Linked DNA regions of Homo sapiens: region 2 is linked to region 1. A link is a contact called in ENCODE Hi-C or POLR2A ChIA-PET data. All regions are on one chromosome and are shown on one strand. Each heading gives the region's core, a stretch centred on a gene start or an enhancer-like site at or near the end of the contact. The rest is flanking DNA. Distances are from core to core; before and after follow the strand shown. Region 1 holds the start of CSTL1 (cystatin like 1). Region 2 holds the start of CST8 (cystatin 8).

Region 1 (4,842 bases), core at 770-3,269:
TATGGTTGCCTGTATACTGAACATTTTTTCTTGTAATTATTCCCTAAACAGTACAGTATAATAATTATCTACATAGCATTTACACTGTACCACTTATTATAATTAATCTAGAAATGATTTACCATATGTGGGAAGATGTGCATAGGTTATGTGGAAACACTATTCCATTTTACATAAAAGACTTCAGAATCCATGGATGTGGGCATCCTGAGGGGTCCTGGAACCAATTCCTCATGGACACCAAGGGGACTGTATAGTTTATTATCTGACCTTGAGGAAATGTTGTACCAATAAAAGGGGTTCCCTAACAACTTTTCTTTCTTCTATTATCCTTCAATTGATATATTTCAGAGAAATTTTATATGTAAAACAGAAGGTGAGGTGATCTGGCTGAACCCTATCTCTCACATCCTCTCCACTTCCAGAATAAACCCTCTGTATAATTTGAAGTTTGTATAACACAGAACACCCAGTTTTGAATTTTACAACCCTACACATTGAAAAAATATTGGGGGCTACAGGCCTACAGAGAATATTTGTATTTTGCCAAATGAGAACTTTAAAGGGAGCAAAATTATCCTTGCTGTCACTCCGGCAGGGTCAAATATCAGAATGAAAGGCATTTCTTCCCAAGGAAAAAGAGCTGGCCGGGCGTGGTATCTCACGCCTGTAACTCCGGCACTTTGGGAGGCCGAGGTGGGCAGATCACCTGAGGTCAGGAGTTCGAGACCAGCTTGGCTAACATGGTGAAAACCGGTTTCTACTAAAAATACAAAAAATTTAGCCAGGTGTGGTGGTACGTACCTGTAATCTCAGCTACTTGGGAGGCTGAGGCAGGAGAATCACTTGAACCTGGGAGGAGGAGGTTGCAGTGAGCCAAGATCATGCCATTGCACTCCAGCGTGGGCAACAAGAGCGAAACTCCATCTCAAAAAAAAAAAAAAAAAGAGTTTAATCCTCAGTGAACACTTTTGCCTCTAAGTGTATTGGAGTTAGAGTTCATGCCAGTCCTTAGGAAAGCATTTTGGAAGCATGGCTAAGGACATTCTGGGATCTGAACAACTCTACAATGTACCTGCTACAAGTGAAGATGCTTCCCCCTTGGGACCTCACGGAGGACCACCACTTGGTTCTCTTGGGAGCTACCCCAGAATCCTCACATGTCTGAACTGGCAAGAACAGGGCCTGCTGATGTCTTGGGAGAGCAAGGTACAAACCTGCATCTGACTTCGAATTAGCCTCTGGACTCGATATAAGTAGGTGTCGTTGCTGGCATTGTTGTAGGATTGAATGAAGAAGTTGAGTGTTGAATTCATGTTCTTCTTGCTCATGAGCTTCTGCTGGAAGCCCTCCCACCTTTGGAAGTGACCCAGCTTGGCTGACAGGACCAGGGCAATCAGCAGCAGCAGGGGGTTTCTCCAGCATCCGATCCCCATGTCTACAGCCTCAGAAACTTTCTTCCCAACTGCACCTTCCAGGGTGTGGTGGTGCCAGGCTGCAGTTCACTCATTCTCCCATCATAACCCTCACCAACATAGGCTTTCCTGGGGGATGGCCTGCCTGCATTTAAACAGAGATTCAGACCTGAACCTTGTCACTCAGTTTCCAGCCAGTTCATTTTCTACCCATTTACACCACCCATTCAGTTCTTTGGTGATCCAGGCAAGCAAAATTTTTAAACACCTGCTAAGGCGTGCAAGCCCCTCTCCCTGCCTTCACATGTCTCAGGGAAGAAAAGCCCCAGAACAGCCCCTACAGTGCTCTGCAATAAGAGCTGGGGTTGTAGATAGAGAAGCATCACTTACAGGAAGGGAGGCGGCCTTACGGAGAAGGTAATATCTGAACTGAGATATAAGGAAGCAGTCATATGGAGCAAGGAGTGGTACATTATTCTTACCTTCCTTGGGTTCCAACTGTCTTACAAAGCCACCACCTGTTCCCTGTGCTTCCTTTACAGACACGTTCTCCTTGCTCACCTGCCGCCCGCCCACCACAGATTTCTGCTTGCAGGATCCCCCTATACCTGCAGGCCCTGCACTGGCTTTTGCTATCTTGTTGTGACCCTAGTGGAGCTTTGTGAGGTAATTGCAGCCTCCCTATGAGGGAGGAATAAACTGTGAGCCCCATTTAGAAATTATCCGCAGACCCCTGAAGATTAGGTGTCACTTACCCCCAAAAGCCCATGAATGCCCTATTTTAAAAACATTTGCTGGCTGGGCGCGGTGGCTCACGCCTGTAATCCCAGCACTTTGGGAGGCTGAGGTGGGTGAATCACCAGAGATCAGGAGTTCGAGACCAGCCTGGCCAACATGGTGAAACCCCATCTCTACTAAAAATACAAAATTAGCTGGGTGTGGTGGTGTGTACCTGTAGTCCCAGTTACTTGGGAGGCTGAGGCAGGAGAATCACTTGAACCCAGGAGGTGGAGGCTGAAGTGAGCCGGGAGGGTGCCGCTGCACTCCAGCCTAGGTGACAGAGCGAGACTGTGTCTCAGAAAAAAAACAAAAAACAAACAAAAAAAAACACCTTAAATGGAATCCTACCAGAAAAAAACATTAGTGGAATAGTTGATGAAATGTGAATAAAATCTGCAGATTAGTTAATAGTATTGTGTGAATGTTGATATTCTAGTTTTCACCGTTGTACTGTGATTGTATAATATGTTAACATTTGGGGAAGTGGAATGAAGGGTATACGAGAATGCTTTATGCTATTTTTGCAGCCTTTGTGTAAGTCTGAAATTATTCCAAAATAAAGGTTAAAATGTCCAAAACTAAATAAAGCGTTGTTCTGTGAGGAGTAGCGTGCTGAGGGAGGGGAAGCAGGAGACTTAGGATCCAACTGTCCTGGCTCAAGTCCTTCGCTGGGGACTCTGGGAGAGTTACCTCATCTCCCTAAGCTGGGTTTCTTCACCTGTAATATGAGAATGGGGAGAAAGACTCCACTTGAATTGTGGTAGAGACTAACTGGATGTAGGCAAAGAACCTGCTCCCAAGTCAGGTGTCAGGTGCATAAGAATGTCTTCTTCGTGATTCTTCTGTGACTCTGAACCCACACTTCACCCATGGCCTGTCATGTCCCGGAAGCCAGGCCACCTTCCATCATGACAATGTTGCTAGCACCAGTCACAACATCCTCCCTTGGCCCCAGAGCCTGTCTTGAGAGGACTTGTCCAGCCGGTGGAGGTGATACATTTGAAATTCCCTGAGCCTGAGCTGCCGAGGGCCACTTGCTGTAGAATAGATAATGAAGGATTCCGAGTAATCCGGGAAGCCACACAGACCTGTGCCGTCTCAGCATGCCCCAGACACCTGGGATACCCCCATCAGGCTGAGGCCCATAGAGAGGAAAAATAACATTGGGTGGGCCATATTAGAAACCCCATGGATGTGGGGCTCAAAGCATAAACAATAAATCTGCTTAAGAAATATGGGAGTTGGTTGTGTCCATAAAGAGGAAAATGAGTCACTGGCAATTTTAATTGAAGAAAAGGAAAACATAGACCCTGACTATGCCACAGAAAGAGATGTGAGGCGCCTAACAGGTCACACTGGCGTTCCTTAGCTTGTGTCAGCAAAATGCTGATTTCTGACTCTGTGGACATGGAATCAGGAAAAAAATATGATTCTGGTAAGGTACATGTATAAAGGGAGACAGGGAGCTTGGTTACAGCATGGAATAGGGGCAGAGCATAGTGGCTGACACCTGGGAGGCTGAGGCTAGGAGGATTGCTTCAGCCCAGGAGTTCCAGACCAGCCTGGGCAACATGGTGAAACCCCGTTTCCACAGAAAATACAAAAATTAGCCAGACATGGTGGCCCACATCTGTAGTCCCAGCTACTCTGGAGGCTGAGGTGGGAGGATCACCTGAGCCCAAGAGAGGTCGAGGCTGCAGTGAGCTGAGATCACACCAAGCACTCCAGCCTGGGCGACAGAACAAAGGGAAATAGAGGGCTTAGTTGTTGTCTGGTTACTGCCATGAAACAATGGAAAAATAGGGGCCTGAGTATTTCCGTGGAACAAGAGTAAATTAGGAGTGCTGGCTATAACAAATAGGAGCCCTGTTCTTGCCAATAAAAGAAGGGAAAAATATGAGCTCTGGTTAGACCATGGAATAACAGGAAATATGAGGTCTGCTCATGTCTGTGGAATAAGGAGCATAGGAGAGAAGGATTGCAGAAGGGCATGAGAAAACTTCAGGTGATAGATATGTCTGTTGTATGAATTGTAGTGATAATTCCACAGGTGCATACGTATGACAAATTTCATCAAATTGTACACTTTAAATATGTGCAATTTGGCCAGGCGCCGTGGCTCACACCTGTAATCCCAACACTTTGGGGAGGCCAAGGTGGGCAGATCACATGAGGCCAGGAGTTCAAGACCTGCCTGGCCAACATGGTGAAACCCCATCTCTACTAAAAAACACAAAAATTAGCCGGGGAGCACATGCCTGTAGTCTCAGCAACTCTGGAGGCTGAGATGAAAGGATCGCTTGAGCCCTGGAGGTCTAGAATGCAGTGAGCTGTGATTGTGCCACTGCACTCCAGCCTGCCCAGCAGAGTAAGACCCCGTCTGAAAAAAAAAAAAAAAAAGAAAGAAAGAAAAAGTATGTTTCCCAGGAGTCCAGCAAACTGGGCCTCCTGTCTCATAAGCTGAACCTGGTAACAGGCCACTGCTGGACCAGGCATGATGGCAAGTGTGGGATTCCTGTTGGATCAACCCGTGGCTGGGTGCTGTGTGGGCGAGATGGTGTGTGTCCCACAGAGGCCCCCTATGAGCTGCACAACTTCCTGGTTCTGTCTGTTGACGACCAAGCTCAGGATTTCTTTATCAGTCCAG
Region 2 (4,842 bases), core at 1,619-4,118, 51 kb before region 1:
TCAAAATGATCCTAAGGCCAGCAGCAGCAGCAGCAGTAGCACCACTCAGGAACTCATTAAGAATGCAAATTCTTAGATCCCATTTCCTGAATTGGAAACTCTGCCGGTGGAACCCGGTCATCAGGGTTTGTCAATACCTCCAAGTGATTGTGATGCCTGCTCACATTGGAGAACCACCAATGTAAAGACAGGGACAGTGATGCACCTGTTGGGCAAACCTGCAGAATGCTCAGGCCTTCATCTGTCTGGGACCAAGTACTGGCCTATGAGCTGCTCTGAGATAAAAAATACAGGCTTGAAGCCAAAAGCCCCTGGGCCAAGTCCTCCTTTTGTTGGGAGTCTGTGGGTTTGCCCCAACCTTCCTGGAAACCTGGACTGACCCCAGCAAAAATCAACTGTAAACCCAGGAGGGTGGGGCCACCCTCTGGCTTAGTCATTGCTTAATCTCCAGCACCCAGAATAGACCTGGTGCAAAGCACGTAGCACCTGGTGCTCAGTAATTTTCTATGAGTGGATGAGTGAATGAATGAAGTTCCTTTTGTGTCTGTATGGGGATGAGTGACCATGGGCCCAGCAATAGTGGGTGGCTTGTCTGGACCCAAGAGGACAGGCTTTTGGTGATTATGTGTTGTCCAGTGTGCCTGCATCAAAAGGCCAGAAGTCAATGGAGCCCTTGAGATAAGAGTGGTCTTGACAACATCCTTTCTGCAGGATGAAGGATGAGAAAGAAGCTCAGAGGGTTCCACCACGTTCCGTGGCCCTGGATCTTCTGCTATAAAGGCCACAGGGTTGGCTATCTGGGGCTAAACACTGGGAGCCACCCAGACCTCAAAGAGAAGGTCTGCGTGCCTCAGCTTTCTCTCTTGGGTTCAGAGCTGCCTAGGCCGTCACAGATGAGTGGTTCATCACCTACCCTTTTCAGCTTGGAGTTTTCTTGAATGGCGCAGATTTCATTAGTGCTTAAAGGCTTTCTGCAATCGCTGCGGGCAATTTCTACATCAATAAGGTATTCCAGAAGATTTGTGACCTGTTGGTTAGCAATTATGCAATTTTATTCAAAAGAGTTGTACTTTTTTAAAGTTTTGACAAAAAAAAAAAATTACTCTTACTCTCGTCCTTTCCTCTTTCCTTCCTCCCTCACCCCCAGACAGAGCTTTAGCGGAAGGCTAAGATGCCCACTGCCTGGAGCCCTGTGTACAACAAGATCAGTCAGGACTCCATAGGCTCCTGGAGCTGGACACTTGAGTAAAGACTCCTCTCCAGTTTGTCACCTCCTTGAAAGCAAGGCCTTCTCATTCCATTTCCTGTCCCCAAGCCCAGGGCATGCTGCATGCTCAGTGAGGACTGAGAGGTGAAAGGTGGGCTCTTCAGAACCATCAGCTCTCCTGGGCCTGAGATGCTCAGGTTCACACAGGCCTGACCAGGGGACAGCCCCCTCAGCCACATTAGGCCCCAGTCCCTCAGATTCCTGTGAAACCTCCCATCCTCTGGGGTTTCCCCACCCAAAGCCCCTCCCACCAGCTCAGCACACAGTCCATGAGGACCCATGCAGGCATGAGTTTGCCTGTCTTGTTCTCTGCTGAGTCTTTAGTGAGTAGAACAGCAGTAGGTTTATAGCAGGACATTAGTATTTGTTGAACTCATTAGTGACTGAATGCAATCAAGGCTACTTGTGATGTCCATTTAAATCTGTTTTCATCTGGCATTAAAGGATTACAGCAGGAGATGAAGGAGTGTCTGCTAGTTGGGTCCAGGTTCACCTGGACTCACCTTTATCAGATCTTTTCTCATGGCTAGCATTCTATCTGTCTCCCAACCTTAGCAAATACATGAACATTTGATTTGCAGTTTGGGGTTTAAATGAGTTAATCTATGCGAAGGACTTAGAACAAAAGCGCAAGCGTTTGTAGAAAGTGCTCTGTGTGTTCACTGCCTTATTGATGCTGTGGAAGTGTCTAGGCTCTTAAGCATTCACATATTTAGGATTTTTGCATAGTGATATTTTTCTTATATGCCCACTCTTTCAGTCTGGCTTCAACTGTGCCACCATATGCAAATGTCCACCTATATGGAAAGACACCTTTACCTGAAGCTGGGCTTGCAGTGTCTTGACCACCAGGAAGACATACTTGTCCTCGCTCTCTTTGTTGTATTCTTGCATGGCAAACCACAGACACTGCTTCACGTTGGCATTTGAGGCATTGACGGGTTTTAATTTCCTCAGCACCCCTGTCTCATTCTTTTTTGGGTCTTTCCTGGCCACCAGGGCCAGGGGAATGGTGAGGAGGATCAGGGAGAGCCACCGGCACCTGGGCATGGTCCCTTGGGCAAGAGGCAAAGTCGACTCTCCTCCTCGTCGTCTCAGGGCTGGAGCTGTGGGCAGGATGGGGTGGCCGCAGCTGCTGCTGTGGGTTCAAGAATCTTCGAGCCACACACTGCCTCCTGTTAGCGTCAGCCCAGCTGGATTCAAGACAGGCCATTAGGGTCACTCTTTGGGGTTTGTCCTCTCTTTCTCCATGGAAACCCACCCAGGAATGCCAGTTAAGGAGTCTCTCTACCAGCCTCCCCTCCTTACCCTGAGAGCAATCTGTGTGTCTAGGGAGAGTTCCTCTCCCCTTCGGCCCCAGTGTGTCTATGCCTACCCCTGTGAGCGTCACTCTTGTTATCTGCTTCTCAGTCCTGTATGATGTGATCATGAAAACTGTGGCTGCCCCAGAGGCCTTGTGGCCTCAGCCCTTGGTGGACTTTCAGCCTGCTGTGCCTGCAGCTCCTTCTTACTCCCTGTGGAGCTGGGAGCTGACCTGACCAGTGGTTCTCCTAGGTCTTCAGCACTCTTAGTTCATGCCTGTGGCCCAGTCAAGGGTCTCTGTGGGTCCTGGTCTGCGGTCTCTCTTGCCCCTCTGAGTCCACGCCCTGCAGGGAGGTTACGCTTTGTGATGTAATTCAGCACCTGTGTCTTGTCCCAGTGAGGACATCTCCCACTTGCCAGCCTCCGGCCTTTGGTCTAAACAGCTCTCACAGGGGCACAGAGAGCAAGCAAATGCCTCCTGCTGTGCCCTCAGAGTCAGGGGCCTGCAATGGTTAATACTGAGTGTCAACTTGATTTGATCGAAGGACACCAAGTATTGATCCTGGGTGTGTCTGTGAGGGTGTTTCCAAAAGAGATTAACATTTGAGTCAGTGGGCTGGGGAAGGCAGATCCACCTTTAATCTGGTGGGCACAATCTAATCAGCTGCCAGCGAATATAAAGCAGGCAGAAAAACGTGAAAAGGAGAGATGGTCCTAGCCTCCTAGTCTACATCTGTCTCCCATGCTAGATGCCTCCTGCCCTCGAACATCAGACTCCAAGTTCTTCAGTTTTGGGACTCTCAGACTGGCTCCCCTTGCTCCTCAGTTTGGCAGACAGCCTGTTGTGGGCCCTTGTGATCATGTAAGTTAATACTTAATAAACTCCCTTTTATATACATATTATTTATATATATAATTTATGTATATTTTATATATATATAATTTATATGTATATTTTATATATATACAATTTATATATATATTTTATATATATAATTTATATATAATTTTTATATATAAATTATATATATTTTATATATAATTTATATATATAAATTATATATATTTTATATATAATTTATATATATAAATTATATATATTTTATATATATAAATTATATATATTTTATATATATATAATTAATATATATATAATTTATATATATATTATATATATAATTAATATATATATAATTTATATATATATTATATATAATTAATATATATATAATTTATATATATATTATATATAATTAATATATATATAATTTATATATATATTATATATATAATTAATATATATATAATTTATATATATATTATATATATAATTAATATATATATAATTTATATATATATTTTATATATATATAAAGGGGAGTTTATTAAGTATTAACTTTATATATATACACAACCATATATATCCTATTAGTTCTGTCCCTTTAAAAGAACCCTGACTAATACAGGGCCCCTCTGGCATCTTCTGCCCACCTGTGCCAATGACTCTGGCTTCCTGAATGCCTGGCCTCTGAACTCCCTTGGCTTGGGCCAACAGTAACCCCCTGCCCTGTCCTGCCAGGGTAAGGGTCACGTGGCCCACTCTGATGCCCAGGCCTGGCCCTTAGTGGGAGGAGGGGGGCACGCACCTGTTAAGCTCTCAAAGCTTCTGCTTTTCTGTGAAAATCCCAAATCAGTGTCCAGAAAGTTCCTGGTGAGGCAGAGAGGTGAGCATTCTTCCTAGGCTGCAAAGATCAATGGGTTCTATGAGCAAGGGCAACGTACAGAAAACACATATGGGGCAGGAATCTGTCAGGCAGGTGGCAAAGCATTGCAGACTACAAATGCATTATGCTGTATTTAAACTTTCTCCCTATGACTAGATTCTTCAGTTTCTCATTTTCAGCTGTTACAAACAGTATTGCAGTGAACAATCCCTTTCCAATATCTTCATGATGTTACACAAGTGTTTTTGTAAAATAAAAGACTAGATGTAAAATTGATGCAAAGCTTTACGCAAATTTAAATTTATTATTTATTGCCAAAATGTTCGTCACTTACTAATTATATATTCATGATTTTCAAATCCTGCTGCATGTTAAAAGTACTGACGGAGATTTAAAACACCAGGGCATACCTAACTGATAAAATCAGAATCTCTGGAACAGGGTCCAGGAAGCCAGCTGTTTTTAAAGTTCCCCAGGGGTTCCAATCTGCAGCCAAGTTTGAAAATCAGTGTAGTGGATCTGCACTTCCTGATATTAATGTGCACATGA

Evidence for each region. Hi-C counts contacts between places; a loop is a spot of excess contacts on that map. ChIA-PET counts read pairs that join two places held with the same protein, here RNA polymerase II (POLR2A).
Region 2: a map of heart right ventricle shows a loop between it and region 1 (7-fold over the local background). The contact joins the promoter of CST8 here to the promoter of CSTL1 in region 1. A Hi-C loop is called at or near these places in 1 of 168 maps with a recorded cell type or tissue (heart right ventricle). POLR2A ChIA-PET finds 5 or more read pairs at or near these places in 3 of 52 experiments (Panc1, activated CD8-positive, alpha-beta T cell and naive thymus-derived CD4-positive, alpha-beta T cell).

Annotation. Positions count from the first base shown.
Region 1 is chr20:23,436,862-23,441,703 of GRCh38, reverse strand. CSTL1 (cystatin like 1) reads right to left here and starts at 2,019. Exons shown (of 4, transcript NM_138283.1): 1 at 1,898-2,019; 2 at 1,218-1,560. The coding sequence starts at 1,436.
Region 2 is chr20:23,489,143-23,493,984 of GRCh38, reverse strand. CST8 (cystatin 8) reads right to left here and starts at 2,868. Exons shown (of 4, transcript NM_005492.4): 1 at 2,643-2,868; 2 at 2,087-2,460; 3 at 914-1,027. The coding sequence starts at 2,317. RefSeq lists an enhancer at 2,904-3,404.